2 separate regions of the Mus musculus genome follow, and region 1 is linked to region 2. The links are chromatin loops, found by intact Hi-C in ENCODE. Cell type or tissue: left cerebral cortex. All regions are shown on one strand.

Region 1 (8,000 bases), 130 kb after region 2:
GGCAAAGTTTGCTTCTCATCTCTCATCTGCTAGAACTGCATCGCCAATTGCCCAGGATGTACACCTGGGTTGGTAATGAGCCACATTTCATGCTCATGATGGCTTTTCTGCTGCCCTTGTTGCTGCTGGCTGCCTTACATGTCCTCAGCGTGGACTTCCTCTCAGCTTGAGTGGGGCTGTGGGGGAGGTCACCTTGCCAACCAGACAGAAAGACAAAAATCACTTGACTCAAAAACCATTTGGAAATTTTCAACCCAACTCCACATTCTCTTCATTTCCTGAGGAATCTCTTTTTAATGTAAAATCTCTTCCTGTCGACATGACTTGGGGGAGGGAGAAGGCTGCTTTCCATCCAGAGAAAACTGTAATGTAAAGCAGAAGAGCCCGAAGCCAGCAGCCTCATGTGTGACAGGACAAGCTCTTCAGTTACTATTTTCTCTGTTAGTCCGATATCTTAGTTCCCAGACAGGTATCCTCAAAGTCACAACCATCAAACTGCCATACCCTGCCGTGATCTCCCAACTGTAAATTCTTGAGTTTAGAAACATTTAGAAACATTCCAAGGAACTGAATGTGGGGTTGTTTCTGTGGTATGACAAAGGAATGCAGCACACTGCAATATACATTTGCCAGGGCGATATGAATTGCAATTGTCAGAAACCTCTTCTCCTAAGCAGAACCCATGTCTGTCCTATAAACACATTGACTTGCTGACATTGTCCAAGGAACGGTAGATGAGGCAAGCCTAAACTAGGTCAGTATTTGGTTTTACTATGAGAATTGGCCTTTTAATGAAAACAAACCCAAGTGCTGCTCACCATTTTTGGTTTTAGGGGTGAGTATAAGAGGTGTCCCCATGTCACTCACTACCCACCTTGGTACTGTCAGCTTCATTCAGCATTGGATACAAGGACAAGGAATAGTTCTGCCTGTGTTCTGTGTACACAGTACAGCTCCTCCTGTACTGTAGAGTCATGTTTGGTTTGCTCTTTGAGATCTGCCAGAGTTTCCTAATTAGGAAATTGTCTGGAGAACATCAAGAAGTCAGATGTTCCTTTGCTGCAGAGAAGGGGCCAGGCTTATGAACCGCTCACCCCAGGGGCTACCAGGATGGTCAGCTGCTGAGTGCACAAGCGACAATCTCAGGGCTCAGCATCTTCCTTGCCAAGCACCAGCACCTCTGACTCCACAGCCCATCTAGGGGTTCAGTGGGTGTGAGGGTTGCTTGCTCGAGCCATGACCTTGGAAAGTTCAAGGATGCTTCTCTTCCACAGAGCTGATACAGATCACCAGTGGGCTTGTACAGGTTATCACCTGGGAGGACGCTAGCTAGGGATGTGCAAGATGCATCATCAGCAGTGCAATCTGGACCGGGTTTCCTTGGTTCCAGAATCTTATTGTATACTGCCTGCAATCTACTTACTTTCTATTCTCTCCACAACCTCTCTCTTTTCTTCCCACCCCACCCTTGTGTTTGTACCCGAACTTCTAAGTGCCTTTAAATAAAGCTATGCACTCTTTCTTGGTCCTTAATCTTTCACTAAGCAGCATCGGTATTTTCCAGTTACAAACAGTATGCCTGTGCAGTTCTAGAACATATGCTGACAAGTCATTTGGCAAACACTTTCCTTTGTTGCAACGAGCAGCACTGTGGAGGACTGTAGCATTGGCAACCAAATATGTGCACATTCTTAACGAAGAAACAGAGATAAGGAACCCATCTCAGCGCTGGCTATGGGCTCTGGGGATCCAGAGCCCTATTAGAAAGGGAAACAGTGATCTATTATATAGAAGGGATGTTGGTTAGAATGATTTCCAGATGGCTCTGGGAGGCTCGAGGACAGAGGTTACTGAAGAGCTGTGTAAGGGTCACACGGAGAGCACTGTTTCAGTCGCAAACGATTGACTTTGGAAGAACCAGCTCCAGTTTTATCAATGTAATTAACACCTTCAAGAACATTATTACAGAATATAATAATACAGAATATTATAAAACCAGACAGGACTGCAGGGTGAACGACAATAAGAAATGAAAGCTGTTCTCACTTGAGAAACCAGGCTACTTCATTCATTAATTCAACCAAGATAACGGAGAACAGTTCTGGGCCCAGAGGATAGATCACCGCCTAAGACAAAGACTCTTCTGCTTCCATTTGGTGCAGGGGATGAAGGCTTGCACTTAGAATATATGTATATGTATCTGTCAGGCAGCAGAATGGGTGACTACTGATTATTTTGAAAATTATATGGTACTTCTAAAGGAAAAAAGATAATGGGAAAACCCAGCGTGACATCTAGAGCCCCACTATGCAGCCCAAACAAGCAAAATAACCAGTTACCAAAATTAAGTTCTTCTTAAATAATCTCAGCCAAAGGCATATTTCCTGTGCCGATGAGGAGTCTGGGTCTTGCTGGAGCTGTCTCCTACCTCTCTCCCCACCGGCTCCCTGGGGCTTCCAGAGCTTCCCAAAGAACTGTTCCCTCTGTGAGGTAGGAGGCACTCGCCGGCTTTACACTTCAGGGGCTTCTCTTCACCTTTCCACATATTCATTGATTGACACCTTGCCGTACTTTAGAGAGAACTTAAGGCAGCTATGAGGACATATGAAATATAAGATGGCATAAATTTAAAATAGGAACAAAAGGAGAAGAAAAATGAGGACAGGGACGTGAAACAGATCCAAGAACGAGGCTGCATTGCCTACCCAAAAGATGTATGGGCCACGAATTTGGCTCTAATTTTATAGCAGTCAATGTGGAAAAGAAAAAAAAAGTTATACAATTACAGAGCTGTCTCTGAAAAGTAAAATCAGTCCAGTATTTCTGGAAAAATTAAAATACTTCTATGTCTGGCAATTATCACTCTGTTCCTGCTCCTCTTTAGGGACTCTGTGCTAGGTCCTGTCCACAGGAGTTATTTACTAAGTATCTGTGGAAAAGTGAGAAACAAACCCATCTCCCCATTCATGTATCAGTCAAACCGTGAGAATTTCCTAAGCATAAAAGATACAAAAAGCTCTGAAGCAGGAGCTATGGGCAGGCTGGTGAATGAACCAAAAAAAAAAAGGTTCGTCACGTGACAGTAAGAGAATGTGACAAAACACAAGGGAACAACAAAGAAATAAAGCAGTCATAAAATGTATCATGTTATGAATAAACATGACAAAGAATAAGAAAGATGCTTCATATGGGTGCCTACTGCTAAGGCCTCCTTGAAGAAGTGAAAACAGTTGAAGCCCGAAGTGAGAAGAACTAGATCCCAGGAGAGTCTGAAATTGGCACAAGAAGTCTTCTGCAAAGGTTCTAAGGAATTAAAAATGTCCATCCCAGCAAGACCAGAAATCACTGCAACTCAATAGAGTAGGCAAGGCAGAAAAGTGGCATTGGGCAATGGCTGTCGTCCTCTCAGACAGAGCAGGGCTATGCACACTGGTGGCAAGGAATTTGTTTTATCCCAAGTGAAAAAGAGGATCTAAATCAAGGAAATGTCACAACGTGCACATTTGAAGGCAACTCCAGCCACACCATGGAGGAAGGACGAAGAGTAGAGGAACAGAGAGCATCGAAGATGCTGTGGCTGGAATGAACTGGAAAGCCCGAAGGAGAACAGAGACAAAGCCATTAGAAATAAAATTTTAAAATATTTGGAGTTATCCAGAATTAGTAAGTAGTTTGGAAACAGACTAAAGGGAAGAGCCCAGGGTTTCTAGGTCAGGTAGCAGAGAGGACAGTGGTCACAGTAGCAATAACAACAACTTATAAAATAGGTTGTATCCTTGCTGGGCACAAGGTTGGAAGGATCTCAGGCTATGTCACTGTCCTTGCCTTCCACTGGGGGGAGGTACCAGGAGAGAACACAGGGCTGGTTTCTGTGTATTTGTTCTCTCTGTGTGTTTCTGTGTCTCTGTGTTTCTGTCTGTCTCTCTCTTTCTCTCTCTCTCTCTCTCTCTCTCTCTGTGTGTGTGTGTGTGTGTGTGTGTGTGTGTGTGTGTGTGTGTGTGTGTGTGTAATACTGCTTACTGGACACCTCTCAGACTTCTAAGATCCTGGGTCAGCATTCACTATTTCTAGGAAGCTCCAAGTCTCCTCCTCCACACAATGGTTTTGCAGTGTGGCCGAGAAACAGAAGACCCATGACCTCGGCTTGCTTTCTCTCTCCAGTAATGAAGTCACACTGAAAGCACACAATGTAAAAGCTGGCTGACTACTTCTCTTTTATTTTTGCTTTTGCCAAGGTCTTGGTGGTCAAAATTCCACAACTGCCCCTCAGATTCTTTCTTCAGGATATGAGGAGGAGGAGAAAGAGCCTCAGGTAGAGTCACAGGAGACAAAGGGTAAGATTCTTGGAATGTCCCAGGATCATTCATAGAAACACAGATCCAAAGTGAGGCTGGCAGATCATTCAAGGGTGAAAGCTTCCCAAAGAAGACTTACTCCAGACTGTTCCAGATCAGTGACTTTCTAGGCTTTGACTTCTCCAAGAAAGGCCTTCTATCCCTGGACTGGCAGTGAACTCCCACTGTTTTTGAGTTTTGCCTGAAAGTTCCTCCTTTTATCTAACTGAAGTCCAAAGAGCTGTTATATAAGCCCATCTCCTTCTCAACTGTTAGTAGGTTTTCAAAAGAGTTGGCCTTGATTGACAGTGAAGTAATCCTTTACACTGAATAGGAGCATCAAAGGCCTCCTATAGAGGGGGAGAGAGATAATGAAGAAAATCCCAACATTCTCATTCTAAAGAGTTACCTTCCATAAAAATATAAATTGCTTTATCACAACCTATATGGATCAAAAACTAAGAATTCTAATTATGATTAGATTTGTTGAATTTGGGAGGATGAAGGAAAAGAATGGTTAAAAACATACAAAACACATACAGTATTGTCAGAGCTTGTTCTTGTTACTGAGATATAGCACTGGCCAAAACATTTTGGTGAGGAAAAGGTTCATTTGATTTATAGGTGACAATCCACTATGGAGGGAAGCCAAAGTAGGTACTGAAGCAGAGGCCATGAAAGAACACGGCCTTGCTCTTCATGGCTTTCTCAGTCTGCTTTATTTTTTTATTATTTTTTTATTTTTATTTTGCCTGTCTGTTCTTTTTAAAAATTATTATTAGGTATTTTCTTCATTTACATTTCCAATGCTATCCCAAAAGTCCCCCATACCCTCCCCCCACTCCCCTACCCACCCATTCCCACTTCTTGCCCCTGTACTGGGGCATATAAAGTTTCCAAGACCAATGGGCCTCTCTTCCCAATGATGGCCAACTAGGCCATCTTCTGCTACATATGCAGCTAGAGATACGAGCTCTGAGGGTACTGGTTAGTTCCTATTGTTGTTCCACCTATAGGATTGCAGACCCCTTTAGCTCCTTGGGTAATTTCTCTAGCTCCTCCATTGGGGGCCCTATGTTCCATCCAATAGATGACTGTGAGCATCCACTTTTGTATTTGCCAGGCACTGGCATAGCCTCACAAGAGACAGCTATTATCAAGGTCCTTTCAGCAAAATCTTGCTGGCATATGCAATAATGTCAGCGTTTGGAGGCTGATTATGGGATGGATCCCCAGGTATGGCAGTCTCTAAATGGTCCATCCTTTCGTCTCAGCTCCAAATGTTGTCTCTGTAACTCCTTCCATGGGTGTTTTGTTCCCAATTCTAAGAAGGGGCAAAGTGTCCACATTTTGGTCTTTGTTCTTCTTGAGTTTCATGTGTTTTGCAGATTGTATCTTGTATCTTGGGTATTCTAAGTTTCTGGGCTAATATCCACTTATCAGTGAATACATATCATGTGAGTTCTATTGTGATTGGGTTACCTCACTCAGGATGATGCCCTCCAGGTCCATCCATTTGCCTAGGAATTTCATAAATTCATTCTTTTTAATAGCTGAGTAGTACTCCATTGTGTAAATGTACCACAGTTTCTGTATCTATTTATCTGTTGAGGGACATCTGGGTTCTTTCCAGCTTCTGGCTATTATAAATAAGGCTGCTATGAACATAGTGGAACATGTGTCCTTCTTACCACTTGGATCATCTTCTGGATATATGCTCAGGAGAGGTATTGCTGGATCCTCCGGTAGTACTATGCCCAATTTTCTGAGGAACTGCCAGACTGATTTCCAGAGTGGTTGTACAAGCTTGCAATCCCACCAACAATGGAGGAGTGCTCAGTCTGCTTTATTATACAACACTGCCCAGAGATAGCACTACTCATGGAGGGTTACACCCTCCCATGTCAATCATTAATCAAGAAAATGTTCCCGTTAAGACCACTGACTGCTCTTCCAGAGGTCCTGAGTTCAATTCCCAGCAACCACATGGTGGCTCACAACCATCTGTAATGGAATCTGATGCCCTCTTCTGGTGTGTCTGAAGACAACGACAGTGTACTCATATGCATAAAATAAACAAAGAAAGTGTTCCACACACTTGACCAATGTGATGGTGGACATTACTTAGGTGAGGTTCCTTCTTCCTGGGTAACTCCAGTTCTTGTAACACACTAGCCAGGACAAGTGTATCAAGCCCTGACAATGATGACCTTTGCTTTTCTCACTCCATCCACTGAGCCACCACGGGGACAGGGATCCACTTTCCCTCTTACATGCAGAGGAGAAAACTAAAGCTGAGAGATTATGCCTATGACAATGGCAGTGGCAGCCCAAGACATCACAGCAACACAATGGCCAATAGTGGTGGCTCTCAGCCAGGAGTGTTCCTCATCCCAAGGGACATTTGGGAACTGCAGAGATATTTTTGGTCATTGTACCAGGAAAGTGTGGCTAGGGTCAACTAATGACACCGTGCAGCATTCTGTATCACTGAAGACAGGCCTCCAAATGTCTGAAGCACCCAAGCGGAGAAGGCTGGCCTAGAAAACTGTCTAGTGAATGGTTTCATTTTGCCACAGAGAAATAGAAGCAAAAAGCTTAAGTGAAGGAATGTATTCACAGTTCAATATCCTGTCTAATTATTACCTTCAACCTCCTGGAGAGTTTACATTTCCACAAGATATAGCTGATTCTTTTTGATCTCGCATTTCACAGAGTTAGTGATACCTCAAACTAAAACAATTCAAAGTATAGGTGATTAATTTCTTCTGAGGCCAGACTGAGATACTCTCCTGCCCTCTAGTCCTTATAAGAGCAATGGCAGATGGCAGAAGGGACATAGGTCTATGATCCCAGCACTTGAGAGACTGGGATAGAGAGCATCCTGAGTTGGAGGTAAGCCTGGGCCTTATCTCAAAGCAACAAACAAGTAAACCGAAGAGAGGCAAGCTGGATTCAACTGTGAAAATGTCTACAGAATTACTGCCTGCACAGTTCAGTCCATGGTGATAAAGCAGAGGTCTAAGTTCCAACTCTACCATGATAGCCTTGAGCAACTTAAACTTACTAGGGACTCTTTTTACTTCATCTATAAAATGAGTATAGGATTTTTAAATTCCATAGAGTTACCAAGATCAAATAAATCAACTGGCCCAGTTGGAATTAAGAAATTGCTGCTCCTCTTTGTTATTGTTTACTCTTGGTTGGTGTTTGGTTGCCTCTGTCTCCTTCACCCTGGGAACAAAGGCCTAGTGTAATTCATGATGAACAATGGTGAATTGGTTTCCCTCAGATGGGACACACACTGTTCTTTAATGTCTCTTGTTTGTGGGGACTTGTATTTTCCATCTAGTCTTTCCACCAAGTGCTATAGCTTGAGGAAACCTAAATAAAGCATGCATTTCTAAAGACACCTGTTGAGATGCCTTCTGGAGAATGTTTGGTGTGCTCAGTCCTGGAGAACAAAGGAGGGGTTGTGTTAACCTCACCATCTGAGAATCTCCACAAGAGTAGTGTCATGTAAAGGGCAGCTCCTGATGGCAAGGTGCTAGTGGTACCTCAGTGCCAAGTCTGAGGTTGAACAAAGAGGCTGATATCTGGTATTCTGTGTCCTAAACACCACCTCTGTCCCCTCAAAGAGAACTTCCTTCTTTTGATTACTCCATG
Region 2 (8,000 bases):
GTTGAGCCAACTTGATTCTCACAGACTTCAGGACTAAACTTGTGCTGGAAGCTTACCCTGTCTTCTACCACACAAAGATAGACTCAGAGCATTCTTGCCAACAAAGTCCTTCAAAAGGCGGATGGTGCTTTAGTGCAAAATATGTGCTAGGCCAGTGAAAGGAGTCAAGATCTCAGAAGGCTTCCCTCTGGTTTCGATGCACAGATGAGAAGAGAATCTTCTTTCCTATCCCTCCCCACTTTTTCTTCCCACCCTTTTCCTTTGCAGTTGCCTTTGGTTTTATATCCCTTTGGCATTGGTGCTAGTGATGAAACTAGGGCCTCATGAGTTCTGGACAAGAATGCTACCCCTGAGCCATATCCCTGCTCTAGTAGTCTGGCTCCTTCTTTCCTCTGAAATAACAAAACAAGCAAATGCTTGATTTCCAGACTCTAATTAATCAAGCACTTAAATAATTCACCAAGAGAACAGAAAACTCAGCCTCCAAACCCAAGTGACCAAGATTCTAATAAAGATGGTTTACTTTGCTTGATTCAACATATAAGTGTGTACACACTCACACTCACTCTCACACATACACACAAGCATGCACACACACATGTAAGTGGGAGATTAGGGTGTTAAAACCAAAATATTGTGGGGTTTTGTTGTTGTTGCTTTCGTTTTATAAAACAGGGTTTCTCTGTCCTAGAACTCCATTTGTAGACCACACTGGCCTTGAACTCACAGATATCTGTCTGCCTCTACCTCCCCAGTGTTGGGATTAACAGTGTGTGCTATCACTGGCTTAAAAGTTGTATTTGAAAGTTGGGACAAGAACAAAGGATCAAGAGCTTGATCAATCAAAATCAAGCAAACAAAAAAACAGATTTTTGCCAGAGTTCTTATATAAGCCATTTCTTGGGCTATAGTTCATAGGCCCATCAGTTTATTGAGTAACAACATCACAGAGAGACTCAGGGAAGAAAGATATCAGTGGCCACCACACACAAAAGAAAGCCATTGTCTAAATGCCATTCAGAATCCTATCTGAGACAGAGCATTCGACTCTGCGTACTTGATGACAGCAGTAAACAGAGAGCACAGGCTTAGAGGATGTCAGAATGAAGAGTCTGGCCTCAAGACAGAAAAGTGAGTGGGTAAGAAAGAGCCTCTCTCACTCCTGGGGCACTTGGGTTTAGAAACCAGAGGTTGTCACTCTCTGTGTCACCTCTGCTAAGCTGTTTTCCCTCTTAGCAGTTCAGTATTTTAGATGAACAAGTCTTAAATCTACTGCCCCCTACTGTTCACTGTTTGAGATTGAATGAGAACTAATAAAGTCATGGTCACCAGGAGGAGATCAAGGCCAATATCCAGGACAGGGCAGAGGCTACAGTCACAGCATCTCAACATTTGGAGGGATTTATTTCCAGGGTTCCTATGACAAAAGCCAAATTTCACAGAGATGTCAAGCGATTCTCCCAAGATCACATACGCTTTCAGAAGGCAATGGAGGCAGGCTACTATCAAAGCATTATACATTATACTAATATTACGTCCCAGGACAAGTATACTTTTTTTCATGTTTATACTAAAGATCACATCAACCAGGAGGTACAAACTGTCAGTTCTGAGTTTCGGGAAAACGGATGATATAGCAGACATCTCTCTGGATCTGTTGATTCCTACCCTACTCCACCACCATGTTTTTGTGATGACAGGGACCAACCAAATACCTGCTAGGCAAGTGCTCTGTCACTGACCAAATCACTAGCTCTAATTTTTTTTTAAGTATCAATTTTTTTATTAGATTTTTTAAATTTGCATTTCAAACGTTATCCCCTTTCCTAGTTTCCCCTCCGAAAACCTCTTCCCCCTCCCCCTGTTCCCCAACCCACCCACTACCATTCCTGGTCCTGGCATTCTCCTATACTGGGCACTAGCTCTAATTTAATAATTGTCTTATAAAAGCTGACATTGGGGTTATATTTCTGGAAGGAAGAAAAGGAAGAAGAAAGGGAAGAAGAAAGAGACAGGCTCTGAGAGGGCAGGGAGAAACAGGCCAACTATGTGTGGCTGCATCAAAACACTGGGAAAGAGGTATCAGGGCAATGGATGAATGGAGACACACACACACACACACACACACACACACACACACACACACACTGGGGGGGGGGGGGGAAGGAGAGGCCTAAACAGGCAAGCAGACCTATTATTTTCTGTTTTCCCATAGCTCAGAGGCAGAAACCACCCAGATGGTGGCACCAGTTCCACCCTGGAACTTCTGAGGAGTCATTCTGCAGGTGAAACACAGATCAGAGGCCCAGCCTGGGCAGAGAAGAGACCAAGCATCAGTGCAGGAAAGAAAGAAGGTAGAAGACCTGCCTTTCACTGGCACAGCCGGAGAAGATCAGAGACCCTAAAGGGTCTTGGTTCTAATGCAGACCCCATAGGTCCCTCAGAGTGACCCATCCAGCTTCCCAGACAGGGGACCTTTTTGAGGGGGCCTAGTCCAACTAGCACTGGCTGATTTTCCTTAAACCATCTTTTAGGTGCACACAGCACAGCAGTCCTAGTTGATATACTTCATTATATCAGCTCCATCAGGAGGAATGGAAGAGCTTGGCTTCAGCAGTGACTAGGACCACATCTTTTCTGCAGCCTTACCTCACAAGAGTAAACACCTTTTCAGTGGTTTGATTTGTTTTCGGCAACAGTCGTTATGATAATCATGCCAGTGAAGGAACAATACTAACAGCTAGCATTTGCTGGGCACTTACAGTGTGGCTGACACAGATCTGGGGGCTTTTTATGTGTCACCTCACTAAAGCCTACCCACAGATCTCATGCCTCTTCTCCTTATTTCACAGAAATGGGTACTCCAAGAGATACCCAAGTCTCTCAAGCTCTCAGGGTCCAAGCCCTGCATAAGCATCATCTCATATTCTATTTCCTGAGTTCTTTTCCCTCCCCTTCCACTTCTATAGAGCATTGTCTTTCCTGTATTGTTAACTCTCCCCATTACACCCCAACCCACACACATTGCATGGGGGGGGGAATCTTTACAAAAATAACTGTACTGTTCAAATGCTCTCTTTTGCTGATTGCTCTGTAACATTTTAAAGAACACAATGTCTGTTGGAGCCAGTGTGTTTAAATTCTCACATTAGAAAAGTCCCGGGGGGAACGAGCATTTGGTGAAAGGAAAAAACCCCAATTTTCAGAACGTGGTGATTTTTATTGAAGTTGTAACTTACTCTTGAGCTCCACCTTGCTCATCTGTGGAAATCATCAGCTGTCTCCTAAGGGGCAGGATAAGAGCAGCCAATGTGGCCTCTAGCAAGAAAACAAGGCTGTTTCCTATATGGAAGCCTGACTGAGATAGGTTAAAACTGCCTTCAGGAAGACATAGAAAGCAAAGCAAAGTACACTGCAGGCCTCTGATATGTGGTACTCGCGTCCCTATATTCAAGGCATACTAAAGCCCTCCCTTACCCACGATTCCACACATGGTCACAGTGGAAGTAGACCTCTATCATTGGGGGGAGCAATCTATAAGTCTAGGTAATTCTCCACCCACTCTGGAGGATGTTGACACACCTGGCACATATGTTTCTAGTCCTATACATCTGGCATATGTATTTCGAGATCACAGCACAGTACCAGACCACACAGTAAACAACAGGGAGATTAAAAATCAGAACTTTATCCCCAAACCTCCATGGCAGATCAAGAGTGCTATGGTTGGTCCTGGGGAAATCAAAAGCTAGTGAGAGGAACTAACTGTGAAGACAGGCTAGTAAGGAACAAACACAGTCATGTGCTACAGCAGGTTATGCAGTCAAGATTCGGGAGCTCCGTCACCGTTTTGGAGCCAAAAGCACTAGCTAAAATTAAACCTCAATAATTTGAGAGCCTTTTTTTTTTTTCTTTTTGAATCTGGAAGAGTTAGTGAAGTGTGTGTCCCTCAGCATCTCTGATGTTTCAGATATGTGCTGAAATGGGCGCAACGGTACATGAGTCAATGCTACCAATATTTGCTTTTCAACACCCCCTCCCACTGTTGTTGCTATTAAGAAAGGGTCACTGTTAGAGAAATACTGTTTCTTAAGCACTAAGATTTGAGGATGCCTATTGTATATCTGCGCCATATCACTTTGCATTTGAACTTTCTAGTAAGCAAAGGAAAGACAGAAGTGCCAAACCACCAAAGCCACCTCCTGGCCTTAGAGATAATAGCTTCCTCAGTCCAGAGACTACTAAACACATTCCTGCTTGCTTTGGGAATTAACAAAATTTCTTACCCACCTCGTAGAGGATGAGCCGTGAAGCTTTAGAGGAAGCCGCCACCGAGTCTTGATCTGGTCAGTTGCCCCAGTTCACTTTCCCCCTGGAGCTGGTATCAGAAAATGCAAGCAGGACTCCAGGCAGCCCAAACATCTCCTTTACTGAGTCTCTGCAAATCTGAGCCCTTCCGGAGGCAGGCAGCAGGCTCAAACCCAAACCCGACTGCTTTTGCATTCCCTCCGAGAGACCGCCCTCCCTGGAAGTGGACCCAGCTGGAGATCCACACAAGCCGGAGAGTGCGACTTGTGCCCTTGTTCTAGGCCTGCCTGGGTCCTGGAATTGTGTTCTCAAGAACCGTCTCCTCTAAACTCGCCGACTTCACGATTATCTGAAGGAAGTCACAGACCCCAATCTCTGCGTCATCAGCTGATCCTGAGCCAGACCTGGGAGACCAGTCAGCTGCTCACAAAGCCCGGGCCACTGAACCAGGAAATGTGCAGCTCATCCAAAAAATAATAATAACTGTCACGGAGCGCCTGGCAGAGCTGGAGAAGTCGCTGTTCGCAGTTCCAATGCCTGCATCCTCCGCATGCTAATGAGGCTGTGATGTCAGCAAGTCAGTCACAGCATCTGGACGTCCCAGTCTGGCCGCCCAGGGTTGAGATTTATTTACATGTAAATTAGCCTCGCCTACCAAATCAATAATCCCTAAACCAAAGTGTGTGTGTGTGTGTGTGTGTGTGGGGGGGTACCTTTGCTAATGCAAAGGCTCAGCTCTGTAGCTTCCAAAAAATCACATCTCAGAGAGGCTTGAAAGACACAAGGCTGTTCGCCCCCACCTTAAAAAAAAAAAAAAAAAAAAAAAAAAAAAGCAACATACCAGAGATCTTAGCTGGGCACAGTTATAGTTTGGGTGCCTGGTTCAGATCAGAAACTGTACCAGCCCTACAGCCAGAACTAGATCAATCTCTCTCCCTCCTCCCTCCCTTCTCCCCTCTCCTTCCTCTCTCTCTGTCTGTCTCTCTCCCCCTCACTCCGTTTCTCCTCCCTCTTTCTCTCCTTCTCTTCTCTTTCTCTCTCCCTCCCTCCTTCCCTCTCACCCTTCCCACTCTTTCCTCTCTCTCTTGCTGTGCTCTCTCTATCTCTTCAAATGCTGTACTGTCCCCCCCCCCCTTCAATGTTCATTTCATGGTGTCAGCTGTTAGCTGCTCCGGATCAAGTCGCCTTTGGGATGATCTGAACCCCAGAATAAAATGCGTTCAGTTTTCCCTACTAGCTTGGGTTGTATGACTCCTTAACTCTAATTTCAAGTGAGCACAGGAGACAACATTGTCACAAACCTGGCAGGAGAGTCGGAGGACCCTGGGGCACTTAGACAGCATTGTCCCCTTGGCTTCTATTTCAGAGGTCAGAAAACAGGCAGAGTGCAGACAGGCTTTTTCCCATGTCCCCCTGGGATTTCAGCAAGTGTAGGCCAGGACTTCCACTGCTGGGCCTTAGAGGGAACATTTTTAAATACCTTGAGCTCTCTATCCTCCTGCACCACAAGAAACCGTTCAATTAACCAGAAGCAAAGAAGGAAAAACAAAACAAAACAAAACTAAACAAACAAACAAACAAAAAGCCAGAGTTGAAGCACTTAAGGTTTAGATTCTGCCTTTAGTTCCTGGTAGCTAAGTGATCTTATACGAATAATTTTACCTGTGAGGTCTTCAGAGCTAATGTGGGTACCATTCTCTCATCAGATAAACATTTATGTGTATGTGTGTGCTTATGTGTGCTTGTGAAGGGTGAGTACACATATGTATGCATGTGGAGATCGAGAAGAACCTTTGGAGCTCAGGTGTTTGCTTGTTTGCTTGTTTGTTTTTTGCCTGACACCAAGTCGACTAGCCTGGCTTGTGAGGGAGTCTTATGGTCCATCTGTCCCTGCTGTCCCAGTGCAAGGATTGCAAGCTGGAGCCTCCAGGCCTGACTTTTTTCTGTTAGTCTGGAGCTGGGGTTTAGGTCCTCACTCCTGAAGGCAAGCACTTCACCATCTGAGCCATCTCCCAAGCCCCACAGGTAAAGGGTTAATAGACATACACTTTATGCCACACAGGCTATAGGTGGTTGGGCATCTCCATAGCCTCTGTACTCACTGAGTTTATGTACCAACGTGCAATAATGCAAGTACAAACACAGACTAGTCAACTATGGCGACGGTGGACAAAATGCCATCCAGTCTAATAAATAATGAGAATTGCTGGGCTTTTCAAAGAACCAAGAAAAATCTACCTCGATGTTTAATCTACCAGGGTTGTCATGTTTTTCTGAATATTTTTCTCCGTTGTCATCTCGTATTGCTTTAAAGTAATTTTCTTTTCATGTTCCCTGTTAGTCCCCAGGCCAAGTAAACAGTAGGTACAAAAGAGTAGCCTGGACCCTGAGCCTCAGACAATGAAAAACTATGGCCAAGTGCTGTGTGTCTGTGTCTGTGTCTGTGTCTGTGTCTGTCTCTGTCTCTCTCTCTCTCTCTCTCTCTCTGTGTGTGTGTGTGTGTGTGTGTGTGTGTGTGTGTGTGTGTACATGTGAGAGGGAGGGGGCTGTCAGCTGCAGAGGCTGAGGGAGGCCCAGTCCATCATGCACAGAGGTCCCCCGAGGACAAAGCAGCCAGTGCAGCTCCTCGCCCCCAGCCCACCTCTGCCAGAGAGCCCACTGGGACAAGACCTGCCCTTTCAGCTGGAGCTCCTCAAGCTTCAAATGAATCTCTTTGTTGGATGTGGAGAAGGTAAATTATGTCTTTTGTTATACATAATTGTATTAATAATGCTTAATCATTTCTTCCAGAAGGGTTTTTTTTTTTTTCTGGTTCACAGAAGACCTTTATCATTAACAACATGGAATATGGAAAAACTTTTTACCCAGAGAAATGGCATATGAGACACATTCTGTTATAGGTCCCCACTGCACAGAACTCAAAGCATGTGGAGAGTCCTAAGGCCATGCCCACCCTCATTATTCTTCAAGAGGTCACTTAATAAAATAATTTGGAGCCACCAATGGCCTAGTAGAAGTGGCGACATCCAACTTCAGGGTGGCCATGGACAAGTCTTTTCAACTTGCTTATGGCCCAGTTTTGTCAGATGAAGATGAGCTTACCACACTCTGACCTTCTCAGCATTATTACAAGAGGATCATGAGACGTGATTGACAAGTGACTGACAATGAGGAAGGAAACTGGAGTGAAGAAAGTGACTTGAGACTCATCTTCAGCTGGAACAGATCTGACACAAGGCTAAAGGCTACAGATTTCAGAAGAATTGGTATTGTAGCATGGAATTTGTAATATGGTATAGAGCTGGTAGCATAGTGTGGAACCCAGAATGGATGATCTGGGGTTTATTTTTCTGATTTGGAGCCTGAGGCTCTCTTGCTGCTAGTGATAAAACTCTGGGTGGGCATTGCATAAGCTAGGTAAGCCCTGCATCACTGAATAATACTGATGGTCCCTAAACCCGGGGTTAGGGACTATAAAATAGGATGCTAACAGTACCGAGCTTCATAGAGCTGTTGGGGGAGTATCCATTTAGCTGGTTGATTTCAAGGGATGAAAGGAGGACTTTAAAAGTCAGTCCCACTCCTAAGGGTTATACCCTCAAATTTCCACCTAATGTGGATAAGCTTCTGACATGCCCAGTTCTATATACTCTAACACAAACAGCTTTGACTCCTAAAAATCTAGGTAAGAA

What was found. Hi-C counts contacts between places; a loop is a spot of excess contacts. Peaks named below come from ENCODE experiments on the same cell type or tissue, not always from the same donor. Only the 100,000 strongest peaks of a DNase experiment are listed, where the experiment ranks them.
Region 1: a loop joins it to region 2, with 2.5 times the contacts of the local background. A loop is called at or near these places in 2 of 42 quality-filtered maps.

Annotation. Positions count from the first base shown.
Region 1 is chr6:92,608,227-92,616,226 of GRCm38, forward strand. The region is part of intron 2 of Prickle2 (prickle planar cell polarity protein 2); the gene reads right to left. Among named protein-coding and RNA genes, the nearest start is that of Prickle2, 94 kb to the right of the region's middle. In left cerebral cortex, a CTCF peak has its summit at 3,773; DNase peaks (open chromatin) are centred at 231, 980, 1,622, 2,612 and 3 more places; H3K27ac peaks cover 5,973 bases.
Region 2 is chr6:92,476,535-92,484,534 of GRCm38, forward strand. All of the region lies in intron 2 of Prickle2 (prickle planar cell polarity protein 2), which reads right to left. Among named protein-coding and RNA genes, the nearest start is that of Gm38862, 76 kb to the left of the region's middle. In left cerebral cortex, CTCF peaks have their summits at 1,292 (motif pointing left) and 2,265 (motif pointing right); DNase peaks (open chromatin) are centred at 93, 1,307, 2,261, 3,316 and 3 more places; H3K4me3 peaks cover 4,272 bases; H3K27ac peaks cover 3,866 bases.